Linked DNA regions of Mus musculus: region 1 is linked to region 2. Evidence: chromatin contacts called from ENCODE Hi-C or POLR2A ChIA-PET data. All regions are on one chromosome and are shown on one strand. The core of a region is the stretch at or near the end of the contact, and the rest is flanking DNA. Distances in the headings are between cores, read along the strand shown. Region 1 holds the start of Atxn2l (ataxin 2-like). Region 2 holds the start of Rabep2 (rabaptin, RAB GTPase binding effector protein 2).

Region 1 (6,228 bases), core at 2,558-5,057, 75 kb after region 2:
GGTATGTGAAAGTCTGAGGACGATCTGCGAGAATCTGTTCCTTTTCACCACTTGGCTTGGTGGCAAGCACCTTTATCTGACCCACCTTGTCAGACTAATTTAGAACTCTAAGCTCATCGAAGAAACAGAATGAAGAAGCATGGATATATACAATAGTCCTCCTATACACCTCCATTTCTCTCCTCTGCTTTTCTTTAAAGACTTTTTGTTATGTAGCCCAGATTGTCCAGGACTTCACAATTCTTCTGCTACAACTTCCCCAAGGCTGGATTAGAGGTATGGGTTATACTATGCCCACCTTATACTTTTTACTACAATTACAAGTGCTGCCACGGAGAAACTTTAATGGTTTTCAATGCAGAGGATGGGAAAACTGACCAAGAACAACCTCAAAACAAAAGTGAACAAACATAGCCCAACAGAAAATAATGAACGTCCACATCAGCAACCCATGTTGACCACAACTCAGCCCGCCTGTTCTCAGGAAGGGAGAACATACCATATCGGATTCCAGATCGTAGTCGTCACTGTTGCTGTCACCGCCCTCCCAACGTTGAAGCACCTTCTCTTTGTGTTCTCCATTCACCTTAGAGTTCATGGCAATGGCTGAGTCAGTGAACTTATCTGTTGGCAGAGGGGAGCAACAGAGTCAGGTGATGGGCCCACTTCTCATCCTTACTCCCCACCCCATGCAGTTTAACAAAATGAAACTAAGAAACACCAGATTTAGTTTATGGGAGCAGGGAGAACTATTGAAACAGGTCTATCTAGATGGGGTGGTGAATGCTGGTAATGCGAGCACTCAGAAGCAGAGGCAATTTGATCTCTGCCAGTCTAAGGAGGCTAGCCATATATACAAAGACCCTTCCTTCCTCAACAGAAAAACAAAGCCCCAATCTAATCTAAAAGCTAAACTTGAAAACATGAAAAAAGGAGTACCTACACCGCTAGACACATTCACTCGACTCTATCAGGCATCAAGCTATGTGCTCAAGAACTCAAGTCACCTCTACTGAAAAGTAAATCAAGTCAACGTGTTCAACCTGCGGGCTAGCTCTCGTCAGCTTCTTGACACAACAGTTCAGAGCGATACCTTTAGTAGCATAATTGAAGTCAACATTTCGGAAGTGGACAAGCAGAACGTCGCTTGGTTTAAACACCATGGTGTCCACAATGTCTTCCCGGCGAGGCCCACCTGCTGGCTCAGATGCTTTCCGATGCACCGCGTCAACTGCCAGTTCAAACTACAAAAGCCCCAGTCCAACATGGCAGGGTCAGTATCAGAGGGAGAAGATGGATTCGCTCTTAAAGCTTTCTAGTCTTTCAACGTCAAATGCCCATGTCACTCTGTATTTCCCAATGTCAACCAGAGAACTTAGCAAAAGCCTCAAAACTGCCCGCTGTCACCCAACACACACTCTCAATCTCACTCTCCTTCACAGCTTCAGAAATTCCTAATTTGAGTACACTGACCTTTGAGCTCAGAGTCTTGAAAATGCCCTCGTAAGTGGTGCCATTTTTCACCTTTACGTCACAAGTAGAACCCTAGCAAGGTGAACCATTTAGTCATTTTAAGAAACTGAAACAGCATATTCCTCAGACACCCAGGTTAAAGCTGTTACTTACCACTACAGCTGTCAGGAAATGCAGCATCCTGGAATTGTTATAGACACCTTCAAACACCTGTCACACGAGAAAAAAGTAAAGGGCAGCAGGTGAATACTCTCTTCTCAGATTGTCCCACACTGTCTGTCTTCCGAGTGTCTTTACAGGAGGAAAAGAAGGCACTCACGGGTGACTGTGGGGGTCCCTTTCCGGTGGTCTGTCCCCTATTAAAAAAGAAAGAGAGAAATAGTTTTAATTAGTAGTGAACCCTAGACCAATGTACCAGGTCAACTTGCTGATTTAGGCTATAGACTGATTAACAAGCAAGACTTTTCAAGTTCTCACATTAAAGAAGAAAGTAGGCATTAACTGCTAAAACATTTTCTCCGAATTCAAGATTTTAAAAAAGTCAACAAAATATTCAATAAACAATAGCTGTCAAATGTTCCTAACAGTCAGTGCAATACAACCTGACTTCCTCTAAGGGACAGTCCTTCACTCTTCCGATAAACCACTGCTATAGTATTAAACCAACAGCACACTTCAGCTGTGAAGGCGAAAGCCCGGGCATCCCAAACGCAGCACCTCTGAGCTTAGACACATTACCTCCCAAAGGAAAAAAAGCTTTCAGGAGCCTTGGATTCCAAATCCCAGGAGAAGTATATTCTCCACACCCCACCCTTTCGCCCTCATTATTTTCATTCAGCCTGTTACCCACTCTGAAGGGATCCCCAAACGCCAGGTAACACAGCTCCTCGACGGCTGATGTAACCGGCAGTTGAGGAGGGCGAGGAGGGGGCCGTTGGCTGGGCTGGGGGACCGCGCAGCCGCAAAAACCATCCACCGGGATGCCTCGCCCGGTCTGCGCCTGCGCACTACAGCCCATCGCGCTCCACCACCCGCTCTAGAACAGAAGCCACTGCGCCTGCGTCCAGTGCCTCTTTCTATCGCATTGACACACCGAGAAAAACCGAGGGCACCCACTCCCCACTCACCGACACCAAACGCCCCTAAACCCTCCAAATAACCCCTCCCTCCTCCGCCTCTGCTCTACGTGTTACCGGGGCAAGCCAATGCCCGAGTCATAAGACAGCATCCGCGCGCACGTACGCCCGGGGAGCGCGCGCGCAGGAGCTTCCCAGCCCGCAGTCTTCCCAGTAGCCGCTGCTTCCGCGCCCCCGCCCACCCCGTCCCCCTCTCACTGGCTACACCGGGAAGAGGAGGGAACAATCCGCTCCCAAGTCCCTCCCTCCCCATTGGCCAAACTGTGGGCCGCGCGCCCCCCCCCCATTGGCTACAGTCGGGGACCCCTTCATGCAGCTGACTCCCCATTGGCTGAAGCCGGGGACCGCGAGATCCTTCGTGGTAATGGAGCTAGGGACCCCATCACCTCCTCAACCCCCCCAACACCCTTTGCCGACGGAGCTGGCGGGATGCGCCCCGCCTCCCCTCAGGGCCCAGACCCCCAAGAGGTGACTAGGCCCAGAGAGCCGAGCGCTGCCCCCAGGCTCCTGGAGACCTCCCGGAGAGCTTTCTCTCCGACCTGTTGGCACGAGGGTCCACCCCCTCCTTCACGGGGTCCTGGGCCCCCAAGAGCCCCCTCAACAGCTCCAAGCCGGGGCGCTGCCTCCCGGGCTCTCCCTAGCCAGGAAGCCCCGTCCTCACCTGACGCTGCCGATAGCCACTGCCCCTGGCCTTTCTTGATGCTGCGGCGGCGCTGACGCCGCTAAGATGCTTTCGGCTCCGCGGCGAAGTCCGCTGCCGGCAGCGGCTGCAGGCCCCAGGCACGGAGAGACCGCTGCGGGAGGCCCCGGGGGAGCCGCGGTGGCGGTCAGCGGTCCCGGGAGGCCGCCGTTGGGAGGGCTGGTCCCGCCGGGAGACCGGCGAGCCACGGCCTGTTGCGTGGGGGGCGGCTGCTGGGGTTGGGAGGTCTGTTGTGGCGGCTGAGGCTTCAACATGATGGCAGCGTCCGGAAGAGAAATAAGAGGGAAGGGAAAGAGGGCCTGGGGCCGGGCCCCTGCTGGAGAGCGCGGGAAGCGAAAGAGATCGCCAAGCAGGGGACCCGCCGTTGGCGGGCGGGGGGAGCCCCGCGGTGTCAGGGGTGGATCGAGAAGACGGCGGCGCGAGGAAGCGCCGCGAGGCGGAAGGGGAGGGGGGATCTCGCGGGCCGGTGGACAGCGAGAGGGCGCGAGCCGGCCTGGCGCGCGTGCGCGTCGCTGGAGAAGGAGAGGGAGGAGCGCGGGCGGAAGCGCCGGCGGGGGAGGGGCGCGGGGAGCGCCGCCAGGCGGTTAGTTCCGGAACAGAGGAGAGGCTCGAGCCGTGGCTCCGACCGGCCTAGCCCCTGGGGCGGAAAAGGAGCCGCGCAGGCGCTTAGCGCACCTCTAGGTTCTGAGCCACCTTAAATGCTGGCGGCCGCGGTTGCTTCACAACGAGGGTGGGCGGGGCCAAAGCCGGGAAGGGGAAGTGCCGGCGGACCCGCCCCTCCCACGCCGCCAGCGTAACGTCAGAAAGTCTCCGCGGTGGTGTGAGGTGTCACGTCGTAGCGTGAGGTTCTTCCGCCACTGGGTGACCGGTGGGCGGAGTCTCGGGAGCAAGAGAAAAAAAAAAATCCCTAGGACTGGAAAAACCTAGTACAGGTAACTTAAGGCAGGTGGGTTTTTAAAGGTGCTGCTCTCCATCTTAACTGCTTTAAAATATTAATGAGCGTCAGAATGACTATTCTGAGCATATGTGCATCCCAACAAATGTGCCCAATTCTAAATTGAAATTCAGTGATTCTTTCAGGGAGAGCGACCCCCTGAACAGTAGCAATACAAGCCGTCTGAAAGCCAGACTGACTAAGAGTATATTACAGAATCCAGCTGCATAGCAAGACACGGTTAGAAAACCGTGGTATAGTGCTTGCCTATTAAGGCAGCCCTCATTCAAAATTAGGGCAGCTATGGTGCTTCAGAACTTTAATTCCAGTACTAGGAAGGGAAGGTAGGAGGATCAAAAGTTTGAGGCTATCCTGCATTGTATAATAAATATCAGGTCAGCTGGGCAGACCCTGTTTCAAAAGGAAAAGTTGATGGAAAAGTCCATGCTTTGGGTAACTAAGCCACTCAAAGCTCAAGCTAGTGGAAGATTTATATAATTTGAGCAAAGGTACTTGGTAAAACACAGAGGGCAGGAAAATGGATTTCTATACAGACGAAATGGATCTGACAGGACATACGAAAAAATGGAGCTTGATTGGAGCCTGAAATCCTCACTCTATAGCTGTAGCTGGCTTTTAACTCCTTGTGTATACCATGGTGGTCTTAAAACTCACAGAGATCTGTCTGCCTTCTGAGTGCTATGATTCAGACATAAATCAGCACAGCCAGACTTTGTCATGGAATGTTAACCTAAAATCCCTTTATTGATAACATAATCCAAAAATTAAATCTAGGATTGGGTAGACACTAAGAAATTGAATATAGCAGTACAGATGAGTCCAAATCTACACTTCAGATTAATAACCCATCATAAGCGGAAAAATGGAATTAATTTAAAGTCATCCTCAAATATTTAGTCTGAGGCCAGTGGGTCAGGTGAGAGTCGGCATACACTTCCTAAAAAGTATAGGAGCAGGGGAAAGATAAATAGGTCATTTGGTAGCAGTGTACAAAATAAAAATGTATGTGTGGGTGGTTTGCCTTGCAGGTATGTTGGTGTAGAGTGTGTGTGTGTGTGTATGTGTGTTGGTCTTGAAGGCCAGAAGCAGGTATCCGGTCCCAGGGACTGGAGTTAACAGTGATAAGAAGCCATGCAATTGTGTTGCTGAGAATCAAAGCCAAGTCCTCTGGAACTGAGCCATCTCTCCAGCTCCCAGATTTTTAAATTTTATCGTAGGCATGTGTGTGCTTGAGTGCATTATGCATACCATGTAGGTTGCTAGTGGAAAACTGACTTCCAGGCAGCTAGGGTGAGGGTCTTAAAGCCCACACCCACAGTGACTATTCCACCTATTCCAACAAGGCCACACCTCCAAATAGTGCCACTCCCTGGGCCAAGCATATTCAAACCATGACAAATGTGTATTGTTTTCCAGAGAACCTGGGTTCAATTCCCAGAACCCATGTCAGACAGCTCATAATTGCCTGCAACTCAAGCGCCAGAGGGTTTACTGCCTCTGTTTTTTATAGGTACCTACAAACTTGGCATCAACTCACACAGACAGACACATGGATGATTGAAAATAAAATCTTAAAAAAAAAAAAAAAGAAAAGAAAATCTTTAAGGAAAACCCCTTCAAGCCAGGCAGTGGTGGCACATGCCTTTAATCCCAGCACTTGGGAGGCAGAGGCAGGTGCATTTCTTGAGTTCGAGGCCAGCTTGGTCTATAGAGTGAGTTCCAGGACAGTTGTGGCTATACAGAGAAACCCTGTCTCGAAAAACAAAAAAAAGACCTCTTGAGTTTCATTGACGTGTTAGGCAAGCAGGACCCACACTCTCCATTTACCGCCTGCTGCCGTTGTTCCCTATGAGCATTTGAATTTGAAATCTGTTTTTAAAATTGAGACAGGGTCCGGGCGTGGTGGTGCACGCCTTTAATCCCAGCACTCAGGAGGCAGAGGCAGGCGGATTTCTGAGTTCAAG
Region 2 (6,714 bases), core at 3,137-5,636:
CCAGCTTGTGCAGGGGATGAGCAGGGGTTCCAGCCTTACAGTCCTCTCTCCAGCTCTTGTATTCTGTCAGTGAAGCTTTCCTGTTCAAGCCCCTACATTTTCATTTCCTGATTTCCCTGAGTTTGAGTTTTCTTTATTGATCGCACTTCCACTTTCAGGTTTTGAACTGTTTTGTTTGTTTCCTTCCACAGTTGGTTGTGTTTTCATAGGTTTCTTTAAGGGATTTACCCGTTTCTTCTGAGAATCGCCAGCATACTTATAAAGGCTACTGTAAGGTCTTTCTCTTGTGCTTCAGTTGTGTCGCCATTTTTCTGAGCCCACTGTGCTAGACCTGCTGGGCTCTAGTGGAGACAGATTGCCCTGACCGTTACTGTGTTTTATGATCATGTCTAGGCATTTAGGCTTGAGAAAACTGTGATTCTAGACACTGGTATCTGGCCTTGTCTTTGTTGGGGGGGCTATTTTATTCCTTGGTTTCTGTTGTTCCTTCTGGTTCTTAGAAGGTTGTGTATCTGTGTTGTTGCTGGTAGGAAATTTTTCTGGGATCCGGCTAAGTGTGGCCACTGGGGGATTCAAGTAAAATGTATTTCTATGTATTAGGACCTAACACTTGCCACTGGAGATGGGCTAAGAGGTGGGGGGTTTTAGTGGGTACATAAGAGGGAGGAAAGTGGGGTGTTCCACCAGGATTTGCTGATTCTTCTGGCAATGGGAGACAGAGTTAGGAAAGGCCACAGCAGGTACTCTGCTACGGAGCAAGGGCTGAGACTGGGAGAATGGAGTTGGAGGTGAAGAGGAAGAAATGAACACAGCCTAACTGCTTCCCTCTTGTATTGTTTTTAAAATACAGTTCCATGCAGTTTATATTAGCCTCAAACTTGCTATTTTGTTGAGGGTGACTTTGAACTTCTGGCTCATCCTCCTCTCTACCTCCCAAGTGCTAGACTTAATTCTGCACGACATAGTTGTAGGTTCTGTTTGGTTTTGGTGGTGGTATGGTCTTAGGGTTTTTTGTTTTGTTTTTTTAACACTTTGGGATAGGGTTTTACCCTATAGCTCAGACTGTTTTAGAACTCACTATATAGCCCAAGATAGCTTCAAACACAGCAATCCTCCTGCCTCCATCTACCAAGTCCTTAGATTGTTGAAATAAGGCAAAAGACTGGTTTTTTTTGTTGTTGTTGTTGTTGTTTGGTGTTTTTTTGTTGTTAAACTTTTTGTTCTTTCTTTCTTTCTTTCTTTCTTTCTTTCTTTCTTTCTTTCTTTCTTTCTTTCTTTCTATCTTTCAAGAGTCTTATGTTACTCAGGCTGGCCTCAAACTCCCTATGCAGTTCATGATGCCCTTAGAATCTTGATTCTCCTGCCACCATCTTCCAAGTCCTAGACTTACAGACCTGAGCTACTAAGCATCTGGGTTTGGGAGGGGGGTTGTTTTTGAGGCAGGGTCTTGCTATGTAACTAAGGCTAGACCAGAATTTCCACTTCTTCTGCTTCAGCCTTCCCAGTGGGATCTTACATTCCTACACCACTGCAACTGCTGACATATTTCCTTTAAAAGGAAACTAATGGTTTTATTTTTTTGAGACAGTGACTTACTTAGCTCTGACTGGCCTGGAATACTTGTAATGTAGATCAGGCTTGTAAAAGTAACTTTCATCTCCTCAGATGAAGGGATGAGATGAGAGTCATATCCAAGCTGTGCCTATATATACTCCTTGGGCTGAGCCAGAGTGTTTCTTTCTCTGTTCTAAGTATCCCTGGGCCTGGGCTTGGAGCCTTTGAACAGTCTGACTGATTCAGTCTGGCTTCTCTTGGCTTCTGACATAATTGCTTGGAAAAACTGTCTCTGAATTCCACAAACTGAACTTCACTGACCACACAAACTGAATGGAACTGCACAAACTCAACTACATTCAACTGAACTGCACCAACTGCACTAAATTCAACTCAACTGAATTCAACTGCATTGCCTGAACTCTACTGCACGCATAGAACCAATTCAACTCTGCTCTCTTCCCTGGGCTGTTCTGGTGAGAGTTAGGCATATCATATCTCTGACTCATTCTGTCAAATCTTTCTCTGATTCACCACTTACCTCTCAATTAGATGTCACTTCCAAACATGGCTGCTCCCTTCTTCAAACTTTCTCTGCATTGTTAGGGATTAAAGGTGTATACTAAGGGTATATCTGTATTCCAGCCTGAGGGATTAAAGGTGTGTCATTCCAGTCAGATCACACAGACCTAGGTGTAGCATGATTTATGTGCCTGACCCTTTAAAGGACTCTCTGCCCTTCAGTGTCAGTTGCCTCTTAGAATTCTGGGAACAAGAGAGGTCATAGAAATCCAGCAGGGCTGAGAGCTTGGAGTAGGGTTCAGGAATAGGATTCAGAGATAGTAGAGAGAAGCTTCCAGTAGGCAGACAAATAGGGTCAGAGAGCTAAGTGAGAAGATAGCTGGTGACAGCTGAGACAGGAGAAGCAGAGCTGAACAGAGAAGATATTGTTGTTGTTTTTGTTTTTTGTTTTGTTTTTTTTCCGAGACAGGGTTTCTCTGTATAGCTCTGGCTGTCCTGGAACTCACTCTGTAGACCAGGCTGGCCTCGAACTCAGAAATCCGCCTGCCTCTGCCTCCCGAGTGCTGGGATTAAAGGCATGCGCCACCATGCCCGGCTGAGAAGATATTGTAAGGAGCCAGGAGAAGAGTGTATGAAGAAACCACTAAAAGTCGCTGAATATACAGAAAAAAAAATAGAATAAAACTTACACCTAGATCTTTGGATGTGATTCCTTGCCAGAGCAGCCAGGTTGCTGGATTAAAATTCCTCTACAAGGCTAGCCTGTAACCAAGAGGAAATCTGCTTTGCTGTGGGTGCTGAAGCTGTAAACGATGTCATCGGGCTCCCACAGCAAATACTTTTACCCACAATGTAGTCCCTCAATGGCATCCCGCAAAAGATGTCAAAGCGGCAGTCAACCCCAGCCACAATAAAATGCCCTCGCAGAAGCTATCAAAAATGCCAGCTCCTGTCAAAATGGTGGCAGGGAGGAGGCCTTCTCAGCCTGCAGCCATCACAGGAGCTGTCCACTCGGATGCATTTCCTTACCCCCGCCCCCACCTCAGCAGGAGCTGTCCACGGTGGTAACGCCTTTCCTGCCTCGGCCTACACTCTTGGTGAATTACTACAGCAGGAGCTCTCCAGCCTCGCCAGCGGCCCTACAGAGGTGGTGCCTCAGTAAAAGCCGGCTGTGGCCAGGAAGGACTTCCTACCTTAACCCATAGCCTAGATGCAGGAAAAAAGGAAGGCGGGGGGGGGGGGGGGGGGAGTCAACAATCCTTAAGCAGGGAAACCCACCAATCTCTGGGCTTCCCGCAAAACCCCACCAATCCCTGAGCTCCCCAAAGTCAGGACTTGAAATCCCACCAATCCTTAATCTGGAACTCTCTGCCCTGAAAAGCTCCACCCCTAAGAAATCCTATCTAAGCTCTGCCCTCTATTTAATTCCGTGCTGTCTGCTCCTGGGAACAGAGGGCAGCCACCCCTGGATTTGTTCTTCACACCCAGGACCCTCCAATAAATCTCTTTCATGAGATTTTTCAAGGCAGGATCATATCAGCATCCAAGCAGACATTATGCAGAAGGAGCTGAGAGTTCAACATTTTGTTCTGAAGACAGAAGACTGGCTCCCAGGCAGCCGGGGGTGGGGGTCGGGAGGGAGTCTTAAAACCCACACCCACAGTGACATACTTTCTCCAAGAAGGCCATACCCACTCCAACAAAACCACACCTCCAAATAGTGCCACTCCCTGGGCCAAGCATTTTCAAACCACCACAGGCTGTCTGGGGATAATCTGTAGTGGGCTCCCTCTAACACTAAAAGCCCACCAGTAGGCACATAGGAGGAGGAGATAAGGGTTATCTTGCTAGTTCAGGCGTGATGGGTACTACGATTGGGTGTTAGTGCTGGAGAAATGAGGAAGGCATCCTGGTATAAGTACACTGGTGTGCATTCCAAGGAGACCACAAAGAATCAAGGACTTCCAGGTTCAAAGTCTTTTATAGAAAACCGGTTTGGAGGCAGGGGGACCCAGGCTCTGTACTTGTTTGAATTGCTGTGACTCTCCAAAGCGAGAGGTCATACATAATGAGAGATTGACCCAGACCCAGGCTGAAAGATTTACAGCCCTGGGAGTGGAGAAAGAGATTTGCAGGAAGCCATATGAAAATGGGATTGGAGACACGTAGATTTCGCACCTCTGCCACTGACTGCGCCAAGCTTCAGAACGCCAACCCAGCCCTGGCCCGCGGGGCGGAGATGCTGGGCGGGCCGGGCACACTTCGCAGTAACGCGAGTCGGGTTACGGCGGAAGGGCGGCCGGGCGGAGGGAAGGAGGAGGCCGCGCGCAGCGTCCTCTAGGACTAAGACCAGGCGTTCCAGGAGGTGGCCTCGAGTGGAGCCTCAGCAGATCCTCAGCACCAGAGAAGACTACCGCAGACCCGAAGCCCTCGGAGCTTCCAGGGAGCGCGGGAGCGCGGGGGCGGTCCCACGAGGCTGCAAGAAAGGCGGGATCCAGGCCGCGCGTCCACTCGAGTGCAGTCGGCGTCTCTTGACCATCCCGCCCTCCCACCCCCCGCGGCCCCTGCAGAGCCGATCCGGAAACAGCCGAGCGGATCCGGAAACAGCCGAGCGGACCCGGAAGCGGGAGTGCCATCACCAGTGAGTGCGGGAATCCGCCGTTTGGGCTGAGACGATGGCAGCTGCGCCAGCAACCCTAGGTGAGAATCGGGGGCACCGGCGGCCAGGAATCGGTGCGGGAGTTGCGCCGCTGCGCACGTGGGGAGCAGGGGGCTGGGGGCGGAGCCGAATGCGACTGCTGGCGGCAGCCGGCCAGCGCGGAGGCTCGGGAAGGGGGCGGGGCACAGCGCCCACCGGGGTGGGCGTGGCCTACACGGTGGGTGTGTCTGTGGGTGGGGCAGGTAAGGGGGCGAGGCGGGGCCACTGGAAGGGATTGGACGGTCGAGCCAAGTTAGTTGGGACTCCGGGAGGGGCAGGACCAGGGGAATGGGATGAGGTCCTTGTAGATGGAGAGTAGGACTGGGTTACTGGACTGCTGGGTGGCCTGAGGTGTTAGGAGATCGGCAAGCCGTGGGAATAAATCTTGGTCACTGTCCCCCCCACTCCCCGCTCCCCACAGCGCTGGATCCCCAGCCCCAAGAGAAGCAAAAGGATGCATCCGAGTCAAGTGAGCTCAGTCGGCTTCGTGCCGAACTGGCCGGTGCCCTGGCAGAAATGGAAACCATGAAGGCTGTAGCTGAGGTGAGCGAGAGCACCAAGGCGGAGGCAGTGGCTGCAGTGCAGAGACAGTGCCAAGAGGAGGTGGCCTCCCTGCAGGCCATCCTGAAAGGTGAGGCACCCGCTCCCAACACAACCCACCCGACAGCCTGTCTGCCTGCGCCCCTCTAGCAGGGAATGCAGGGCGAGGAGGGCTTCAGATGAGCTTCAGGTAGCTCAACAGAGAAAAGACTGTGTCCCAGAACCTGAGTGCCCCTTTCTATTTTGCAGAGAAACACCACAAGTGTTGTCAGCAACTCTTGTCAGTCACAGCTAAGTGTAGCAATCATCTTTACCCATGATACCCATGGGTATCATTTCTTGTTCTTGCTGACATAAGATCAGCCCAGAATACGAGCCAGAAACTTCGCATTTCTCTGAACCACCCTCATTTTCCTCTGGGCCTCGAGGCTCGAAACTCAGCCTGTTGTCTCTGAGCTTAGTCCTATGATTTCCCTTCCTTCCCAGGTATCCCTACAGCACCCTACACAAATACATGCATCTCCTTCCTTCTCCCCCTCTGTCTCATGGCCTCTGTGGATTGGGAGACACCAGCTTTCTTGGTCCCAGGTCCTCTGCCTTTTCCTGTTCTCCTCTGGGCAGAGGTTAGAGTGTCCTCAAGGATGTCAGACCTGCCCCTACTCTGTTTCCTGGCAGTAGTATTACTATGGCATGCTCTATTGGACTGCTGCTCCAGCCCCTCAGATCTCCCTCTATGGTCTGCCCTTGACCTTGGATTCCATAGTAAAGGGCCTGAAATTCCCTTCCCATCCTACCAGGCCTGGGAGTTTTATCTGTAATCCCAGCTCTGAAGGTTGGAGATTGGCATATCCCCAATAGCTTGCTGGCCAGCCAAGACAGAGCGCTCCAAAGTCAATAAGATACCTTATTGGGTCCAGGACAGCCAGGGCTATACAGAGAAACCCTGTCTCAAAAAAAAAAAAAAAAAAAAAAAAAAAAAAAAAAAGATACCTTATTGGAAAAAATAAGTTGGAGCAAGTAAGGAAGACACCTGATACTGACTCTGGCTTATGTGAGTGTGCACACACAAGAGAAAAAGGAATAGCCTAAGTTGTAACAGTGACTGCTCTCTATTGAACACTTACCATATGCCAGAGACAGAGCTAAATACTCTATAAAGTAAGCTTTTTTCCTTTTCTTTTCTTTTCTTTTGAGGCAAGGCTTAGGCAGCCTCATACTCTGTATGCAAACAACAACTTCTTCTCCTTCTTGAGTTCAGGGTCTCTCTCTCTCTCTCTCTCTCTCTCTCTCTCTCTCTGTGTGTGTGTGTGTGTGTGTATGTGTGTGTGTGTGTGTGTGTGTGTGTGTGTGTGTGTGTGTGTTGAGATGTAGGAGTGTCATACCATGACATGGTACACATG

The links. Hi-C counts contacts between places; a loop is a spot of excess contacts on that map. ChIA-PET counts read pairs that join two places held with the same protein, here RNA polymerase II (POLR2A).
Region 1: a loop to region 2 is called in a map of left cerebral cortex, with 4 times the contacts of the local background. The contact joins the promoter of Atxn2l here to the promoter of Rabep2 in region 2. A Hi-C loop is called at or near these places in 1 of 37 maps with a recorded cell type or tissue (left cerebral cortex). POLR2A ChIA-PET finds 5 or more read pairs at or near these places in 3 of 5 experiments (Patski and embryonic stem cell).

The regions. Positions count from the first base shown.
Region 1 is chr7:126,499,630-126,505,857 of GRCm38, forward strand. It overlaps Atxn2l (ataxin 2-like), which reads right to left and starts at 3,808. Exons shown (of 22, transcript NM_001361487.1): 1 at 3,271-3,808; 2 at 1,793-1,829; 3 at 1,627-1,683; 4 at 1,474-1,545; 5 at 1,094-1,244; 6 at 500-624. The coding sequence starts at 3,563. It overlaps 4930456A14Rik (a long non-coding RNA gene), which reads left to right and starts at 2,805. Exons shown (of 3, transcript XR_869939.3): 1 at 2,805-2,970.
Region 2 is chr7:126,424,381-126,431,094 of GRCm38, forward strand. Rabep2 (rabaptin, RAB GTPase binding effector protein 2) reads left to right here and starts at 4,387. Exons shown (of 13, transcript NM_030566.2): 1 at 4,387-4,776; 2 at 5,196-5,405. The coding sequence starts at 4,752.